Regions from separate parts of the Homo sapiens genome. Here region 1 is linked to region 2. A link is a contact called in ENCODE Hi-C or POLR2A ChIA-PET data. All regions are on one chromosome and are shown on one strand. Each heading gives the region's core, a stretch centred on a gene start or an enhancer-like site at or near the end of the contact. The rest is flanking DNA. Distances are from core to core; before and after follow the strand shown.

The links. A loop is a pair of places that touch in the nucleus more often than their neighbours do. ChIA-PET counts read pairs that join two places held with the same protein, here RNA polymerase II (POLR2A). Pooled maps may share reads with other maps.
Region 1: a loop to region 2 is called in a map of PC-9, with 2.3 times the contacts of the local background. The contact joins the promoter of MAGI1-IT1 here to the enhancer-like site in region 2. A Hi-C loop is called at or near these places in 2 of 168 maps with a recorded cell type or tissue (HepG2 and PC-9) and 1 of 50 pooled maps. POLR2A ChIA-PET finds 5 or more read pairs at or near these places in 1 of 52 experiments (WTC11).

What each region holds. Positions count from the first base shown.
Region 1 is chr3:65,951,818-65,956,013 of GRCh38, reverse strand. It overlaps MAGI1-IT1 (MAGI1 intronic transcript 1), which reads left to right and starts at 1,456. Exons shown (of 3, transcript NR_145422.1): 1 at 1,456-1,574. All of the region lies in intron 1 of MAGI1 (membrane associated guanylate kinase, WW and PDZ domain containing 1), which reads left to right.
Region 2 is chr3:65,852,114-65,856,398 of GRCh38, reverse strand. The region is part of intron 1 of MAGI1 (membrane associated guanylate kinase, WW and PDZ domain containing 1); the gene reads left to right. Among named protein-coding and RNA genes, the nearest start is that of MAGI1-AS1, 40 kb to the left of the region's middle. Within about 2 kb of position 1,303, at least 5 of the 41 ENCODE cell types and tissues checked have a DNase peak (open chromatin) inside an H3K27ac peak, as active enhancers do; they include PC-9, where a contact is called at or near this core.

The DNA of each region.
Region 1 (4,196 bases), core at 207-2,706, 99 kb before region 2:
ACACTCCTTCGGCCCAGGGCTGCCCTGGATTTGTGTATATTTCATACATGGGCAGTGGAGAAGGAAATCATCTTCAGCTTGTGTTTTGACACAGAGAAGTTTTGCTTTTCGTTTATCTACTCTCTGCATCCTCCACCGAAAACAAACAGAACACTCTGGCATGGGTAAATATTGTGACTGGCGGCCTCAGTGGTGTTGTTTTTCCCTTTGCTACAATTGCTGAGAGACTGATGGTGGCATTGTAGAAGATCCATGGTTGTCATTCTGATACTTCAGCCAGAACCATAGCAGTTCTGGAAATGAAAAAGTGAAGTAAAGAAAAATAAGAATTACAAGACAATTTTTTTTTTCCAAGGGAAATTGTAAGGCATTTCAAGGATGGAAAGGCAAAAATGTTATATGGTTTTGCATTTCTTCTCCTAGCAGCGATATTCATCATGCCACCACTCCTGAGCCTTAGAATAGATAGACTCTTCAAAGACAGCTGAGCTTCATTTCAGGTGGGTTCCCTCCGAGCCTTCTCCTGCTTCATTTGCCCTGCTTAGTGAAACTCAGCTAGAATCAAGGTGCAACTGGTCTAGGAGGCTAGGAGAGGTGTAACCACTTACTATGTAGCCACTGAGAGTTTGGCCTGGTGGAATTTCATTTGCAATTAATTACGTTTATTTATTTATTTAGTTTTAAGAGGCAGTGTTGTCCAGGCTGGCCCTGAACTGCTGGGCTCAAGTGATCCTCCTGCTTTGGCCTCCCAAAGTTTTGGGATTACAGGCGTCAGCCACCACACCTGGCCAAGGTTATTTTTTATTAGCTTAAAAAGTTATTTACCTCTAACGTGTTTTCTTCGCTTCCCCCCTCCTCCCTGTCTCTGTGTTTCTCCCCATCTCTCATTCTCTCTTTCTGTCTCTGTCTCTCTCTTTCGGGAAGTTAAGTAAGGGAAGAAAGACCAGATGAGAGAGGTTAAAACTGCTGGGCTCTGATTTCACAAACAGGTAGTCTTTTGCTAACTGCATGATTTTGAGCAAATTCCTTCATTTTTCTAAGTCTCAATTCTTTCATCTCTCAGTGGAGGTAACAGTTGTACCTCTTTTGTTATGAGGGTTATGTTCAGAATGACAAATGTCAGAATTTGCACAAATAGCAACAGCTGCCCTTACCTGGCACTTCCTCAGTGCCAGGCACTGTTCTGAGTACCTGCTTGGTATATATCCCAGCAGCCCTGGGGGTTGGGGCCTGTGGTTTATAGGTGAAGAAACTGAGGCAGAGAGTGTTTAAGAAACTTGACTTAAGATTCCTCCAGCAACAAGTGGCAGAACTGAGATTGGAGTGCGAGGCTGTGTAGTCCAGAGTCGAGGTCCTCTGTCGCAGCACTGCCATTTCCCCGCCGTGCCGCCTGACAACACACCCCGCCCCTCCTCCTTCTCTCTGTAGATAACTATTTCAGTTTGGCATAACTTCCTTTGTAATTTGTAGCAACAAACCTGGGGTCAGACACTCCACTGCCTGTGCATCTTGCCTGTTTCCGGATCCGCCGTGTCACAGACATTTTCTATGTCAGTGCCTATGGCTCTACCCAGGTAAAAAATTAACCACCTTGGCAAGCGCTGCCCATGTCGCTCCTGCTTGCCGGGGCTGGCTTTCTTTCAGAGCAACCCCGTTCTAGCTGGCCTGCTGCCTAGGCCCTGGCTTTCTTTCCCACAAAATAGCTTCTGAAAAAAACTGTGGGAAACAAATGGCTTCAGAGGTTTTTAGAAACAGAAGTGCAAACTCTAACAAATTTCATCTGGCCCAAAAATGTTATTACCCAAAATCTTGAAAATATTTTCTTATAGGATTATTCCCCCAAGGTTGTTAATCTGAGAACGATCCAGGCCTAATAGGCCTGACTTTTTGCCCCCTGATGTTGGAGTCTTGAGTAGTTGAGTGCCGGAGTATGGGGGGTTGGGGTAAAAATATTCCTCTGGAGGAAATGAAGTCATTTTATTTAACATTATAGCTACCACTGGGACTCTATCATTTTAGAAAGGGAATGCCAGTTCACACAGCCAAATGAAGCTTTTAAATTAGTCCAAGAAACCTTTTAAAAGGTAGCACTAGGTTTTCAGTTCCACAAACATTTATTGAGTCTATCTGTCCTAAAGATTTTTGCCATAGTTAAATTTTACCTAACGAACATTGCCTTTCTAGATAAATGTTATTGTAACATTATCTGCTTCTCTCTTTCAGTGGTTGGCATTTTACTTTCGGTGCTACAGAGTGGCAGCAAGCTACACTGTTTCTGTGCTGAGGTTGTTGTCTGAGAGAGATTTATCTGGCCCTGTGAGCCCCGCACAGCAGGGAGACAAACCTTGATTTGTTCAGTGGAGGAAAGAATGTGGCCTTGTACACCTGCCTCCCTGGATACACCTGTAGGGCTGGTTTCCCTGCTGAAACCTCCCTGTGGAGCTCTTGACACTGGTGCAATTGGCTCAGCCCTGGCAACAGTGTCAACAGAAACTGGGCTCGGAGGGACCCAGGTTTCCGTGTCCTTCTCTTGCTGGTTAAATCCCAAGTATGTGTGTAATCGCTCTCAGGCTGGGGAGGTGAAGTTGAAACCTGGCTTATCACTGGGCCTAGATTCTCCTGTAGCATATTTTAGATAAGAGTGGAAAAAATGCCAGGCCCAGCATTAGCTGCCCTGAGACTGAGGAGCTTTGTTTTTCCTCATGAAGGCCTTTGGTTTCGTCTGGAAATCTGCCTGTGAATAGGCCAGAAGGTATAAAGGCAGCTGTCCTTACTTATCTAGTTTTAATTTTTCAGCAAGTGATTTGGAAGCAAGAATGAAGATTTGATCAGAACCTTTGCTCACTTGCAATGAGTAGAGTCTTGTTGCTTGTTTTCGTTTGGCATTGCCCTCCCTTTGAGAACACCATAGGCAGCTGCTCTCTGTTGGAATTCCAATTCTGTGACCTTGGGCAAATTACTTAACCTTTCCCTGAGCCTCAGTTGTCTCATCTGTAAAAGGGGGATAATAATAGTACTTGACTCATAGGTTGTATTAGGGATTGCAGAGTTAGTATTTGTAGTCCTTAGAACAGTATCTGCACATGGTAAGTGTTATGAAAGTGTTTGTCAAGACAAACAACAGGAAATACTTTGTACAGTTAATTATATGAAGTGCCAGTGATATTTATGTGGCTTTTTGTTGTTGTTTGTTTGTTTTTGAGATGAAGTCTCGCTCTGTCGCCGAGGCTGGAGTGCAGTGGCATGATCTTGGCTCACTGCAAGCTCCACCTCCTGGGTTCACGCCATTCTCCTGCCTCAGCCTCCCGAGTAGCTGGGACTACAGGCGCCCGCCACCACGCTTGGCTAATTTTTTGTATCTTTAGTAGAGATGGGGTTTTACTGTTTTAGCCAGGATGATCTTGATCTCCTGATCTCGTGATCCACCCGCCTCGGCCTCCCAAAGTGTTGGGATTACAGGCGCGAGCCACCGTGCCCGGCCTTATGTGGTCTTTCTGGTTGGTAAATATTCTAACACACACAAATTAATCATTAGATCAAAAGAATTGTGTTTTGGTACGTAGTTAAGGTGCTCTTTTCTTTTAAATATACACTCCTTGCTGTTCTTCCTGTTCCCTTTGCAGAGCAAAAGTATCGGAAAAAAACAAGTGCAAGCACTTCCTTCTAATATTGGTTTAGTTGTGGTCAAAAACAGGAATTATGAGTCATGAACACCAAATTGACAGGAATGAGCCAAGGCAAAATTACATCCTAAGGATGGGGGTCATCTTTGACAAACAGACACACAGATTCATCAGGCATTAAAACAGCATTCTTAACCTTGGAATCCACGGGTCCCCAAAAAGTCTGTCAGAGAAATAGGGGATCTGCAAATTTGGGTGGGCTAAGAGTTATCTATCTACACTTTCACTAACCCCTAACTGAATTTGAGCATTTCCTTGAATTATGAATGTAGGCAACAAACCACAGTGACAGAAGCAATACTTATGACTTTGTCGTCAGTAGGAATCTCAGATATTTTAATATCACATTGCAATCTCATTTACTCTTATCACTACAGTAGCTAATAGATTCACCATTATTTATTTATTGTTCTTCAGTGCCTTAAGAAAAAGCATGATTATTTAAGAATATTTTGCTCACTACAGTTCAGTATAATTAGGTTCCTTTGGACTCTTACATATTTTATTCATTTA
Region 2 (4,285 bases), core at 54-2,553:
ACTTCTGCCATCTGGGAGGGTATGTTACAGGGTTGTGGGAGGCAGGAATGGATAAGCTGTGCATTTGATTGGTATAGAGAAAGTTATGAGTATACAGGGAGGTAAAACCTGCATTCTACTCTTCTGGAGTCTTCTATTCCCTTTTGCTTTTTCTTCTCCCCAACCCGAGGGCGATGCCTGGACACCCTACCTAGACCTTTACTATCCACTATGGTAGCCATTAGCCATATGTGACTATTTAAATCGAAATATAAGTTAGTTAAAATTAAACATAATAAAATACTCCTCCCACCCAGTCCCTCAGTTGCCATAGTCATATTTCAAATGCTCAGTAGACACATGTAGCAATCATATAGGGCAAAGCAGATCTAAAATACATCCATCATCAAGAAAATTCTGCTGGTCAGTGCTGGACACAGTAAGCTCTGGAAGAGTCCTGTGTTGGTCTAACACCATGTCCTCAGGCCAGAGCCAGGGGTGCCTGGCATGCGAGAAGCTTCCAGTGACTAGCTGTTGCGTAAGTGAGGGAAAGAATGAGTGAGTGGATACACATGAATGAAGGGCTTCATTTCACATTTGCTTGAATTGGCATGGTGCTTTTCCCCACCAGAGCCAATGTATCTATGGGGGTTAATGGGCTATCCGGTGTTGGTTCTTACAAATCTACATGTGCTATCTCCTACTTTCTGATTTTATTTAATTATGTTTTCTTTTCTTTTCCTTTCTTTTCTCTTTTTTTCCTTTCTCTCTCTCTGTTTCTCCCTTCCCCTCCCCTCTCTCCTCCCCATCTCCCGTCTCCTCCAAGGTCTTACTCTGTTGCCCAGGCAGGGATGCAGTGGTCTCATCATTGCTCACTGCAGCCTATAACTCTGGGGCTTAAGTGATCCCCCCTGCCTCAGTCTCTGAGTAGTTAGGATTACTGGTGCAAGCCACTATGCTGGGCCATTTTATTTTATTTTATTTTTAAAGTTACTTTATTTTATTTGTAGAGATGGGGGTCTTAGCTTGCCCAGGCTGGTCTCAGACTCCTGGCCTCAATCAATTCTCCTGCCTTGTCTCCCAAAGTGTTGGGATTACAGGTGTGAGCCATCGCACCAAGCCCTTTCCTCCCATTTCTTTGGTACTGTTTATCTCTTTCTGCGGATCTCAAAGCAAACATTTCACAGGCCTTTTTTTCTCTTGTGGACTCACAAGGCTTCCTGCTTATAATGGCATCTTTTAATGAGCACATCCTGTCTGCTGGTTAGGGTGCTAAGTGCTTCAGGCTGTAAACTCACCCCCGCCCCCCACGGATTTGGGCAGGTTTTTATCAGCCCAGAGTTTAAATAATAATTTTTATGCTTCAGGTGTGGCACACCCTCTGCAGCTGCAGCCAGCACCATCCATCCCCTCTTGCATAATACCCAGCAGATGTTGTACGTAGTTATTTATATTACCTTCCTTGTCCCTGTAGACGTTTGACTTTGCAGCCCTTGATTAGGGGATGCTGTTTACGTTTCCAAGGTGTCATACTTCTCCCTTTGGTTGTGGACTTCTGTGGACTTCTCCCTTTGGTTGTGGTTGTAGGTATTCCCCTTTCAGTAGTGTGACCATCTGTCATGGCTTTGCACCCTGGGAGGTTTGCAGGAACTGCGAGTCATGGTGCTACCAGATGAGCCAGGCCACAGCAGCTCATTTAGGTGACAGAGACTAGCTGTGTTTTTAGGTTTGTGCCTCATTTGCAGAACCCTCTCGTGGGACATTTTATTCAAATTCTTCCAAACAAAACTTCCTTGAGTAGTATTTGTAAGAACAGCATTGAGCTTTTCCATGAACATATTGCAAAGTTATCCATTTTTCAGAAAAGGTGGCTGTTTATTTTAATCACATGGAAATGGTGGTTGTGAAGACGCTGGCATGGGAATTTCTGAGCTTTTGAGGAGAACTCAGGATTTTCATGGAGAGATGGAGGCACATTATTGCCTCATGCACCTATTCTTTCAAAGTTGTATGTACAAAGCACTGTCACATTTACTGGGACAGCAAAATCCTTGAGTGAAAAGGAGAAAGTGTATTGCATGTACTCATGTCTCCTTGTTTCTTTCTGCTACTTCTTTGTTGTGTTTTGTCTTAAATTTGAAACAGGGTCTCACTTTGTTGCCCAGACTCTTCTGAAACGCCTGGCCTCAAGGGATCCTCCCATCTCAGCCTCCTGAGTAGCCGATGCTTTTTTTTTTTTTTTTAAACCTTTAAATAAAAGATTAGAATTTTTACACAGCTAACCTGTTTTTGTCAGGGCAACTTTTTTTTTTGAGACAGAGTCTCGCTCTGTTGCCCAGGCTGGAGTGCAATGGCATGATCTTGGCTCACTGCAACCTCCACCTCCCTGGTTCAAGTGATTCTCCTGCTTCAGCCTGCTGAGTAGCTGGGGCTACAGGTGTGCACCACAACACCCGGCTAATTTTTTTTGTATTTTTAGTGGGGATGAAGTTTCACCATGTTGGCCAGGCTAGTCTCCAACTCCCAACCTCAGGTGATCCACCAGCCTTGGCCTCCCAAAGTGCTGGGATTATAGATGTGAGCCACCACACCTGGCCTGTCGGGGCACTTCTTGATTGAGATAACCACTTTCTCCCTGGAAGGCTTCCATATTGAGTATCAGCAGCAAAATGCATCAAACAGAGAGAAGCATTTTGAAATCATTTAATAAAATATGGTCTTGTGAGGATAGAGACTGCTTTTGTTTCCTTGCATTCAGCTGCCCTTTTTTGGATACGTCTCAGGTTTTACTTACTGATCCAGAAATTCATTGCTTGTCTCCCTAATATTAAGTTAATGGGGAGGTTAGTGTGGGCAGAACTGAGAAATGAATACGTTTTGATACATTCCAACTTCCCAGCAGCTGGTAAAAGCATGGTATGCATTTTAGACTTTTGATATTGAAACATTTGAGGGATGGAACTCGTGTTAAAAATTTCGTCAGCACAAAGTATGCATAGGTGAATGAATTAAGATCTTATCTTTGCCCTACTAGGAATTTACCTATCAATGCATTAAACATGTACTTATAGAACTATTTATATCACACAAGCAAGGTGATGTTTATGGTTTCAGTTGAGCTGTTTACCACATCATGTTGGGTTGGGCTATCATTAATCTGAAGACTTATTTTTAAATCTTGAGTTATGAATTAACAAAGATGCTGCTGATGTGTCCCAGAGTAGAAACCACAATTAATTTTTTTTTTTTTCTTGAGACGGAGTCTCGCTCTGTCGCCCTGGCTGGAGTGCAGTGGCACAAATCTCGGCTCAATGCACTTGGTTCCCGGAGGGAACCTCCACCTCCTGGGTTCAAGCGATTTCCCTGCCTCAGCCTCCCGAGTAGTTGGGACTACAGGCACGTGCCACCATGCCCGGCTAATTTTTTTTTTTTTTTTTTTTGTATTTTTAGTAGATACGGGGTTTCACCGTGTTAGCCAGGATGGTCTCGATCTCCTGACCTCATGATCTGCCCACCTCGGCTTCCGAAAGTGCTGGGATTACAGGTGTGAGCCATGGCGCCCAGCCAAAACCACAAATATTTTCTGATACTTTGCCGATTGCTTAAAATTTGTTGTTGGCCAGGTGCAGTGGCTCACGCCTGTAATCCAAGTACTTTGGGAGGCCTAGGCGGGCAGATCACCTGAGGTCGGGAGTTCGAGACCAGCCTGACCAATGTGGAGAAACCCTGTCTCTACTAAAAATACAAAATTAGCCAGGCGTGGTGGTGCATGGCTGCAATCCCAGCTACTTGGGAGGTTGAGGCAGGACAATCACTTGAACCCGGGAGGCAGAGGTTGCGGTGAGCTGAGATCATGCAGTTGTGCTCCAGCCTGGGCAATAAGAGTGAAACTCTGTCTCAAAAAAAAAAAAAAAAAATTGGTGTCAAGTGTGTCTTCAAACATTTTTATGGTAATGGAGGTGTGTGTATATACGCACGTCTGTCTAGTGTTTACCTACTGGGTAGAGTTTTACATGTTGTTCCACCATCTGAAACACAACGTGAGAGCAATAGTAACAAGCAAGATATGTTTGCTCACTACCCTCCTCTTCCTTTCTGGGGAGGCTCAAAACTGATGCTGGCCAGGTGCAGAGAGCCCATCCTAGACAGCAATGCTACTTCCATCGCCAGCTACCTTGTTACCTTGTGGAAGACACCAGCAGGATAACCTTGGCAAGGATTTCTTCCTTATGATAGGGCCACCAAGGAGGACAGATATAGGTAGTGATGATGCATGAACTTGCTTGGTATTTAGGCTGTTTACAGC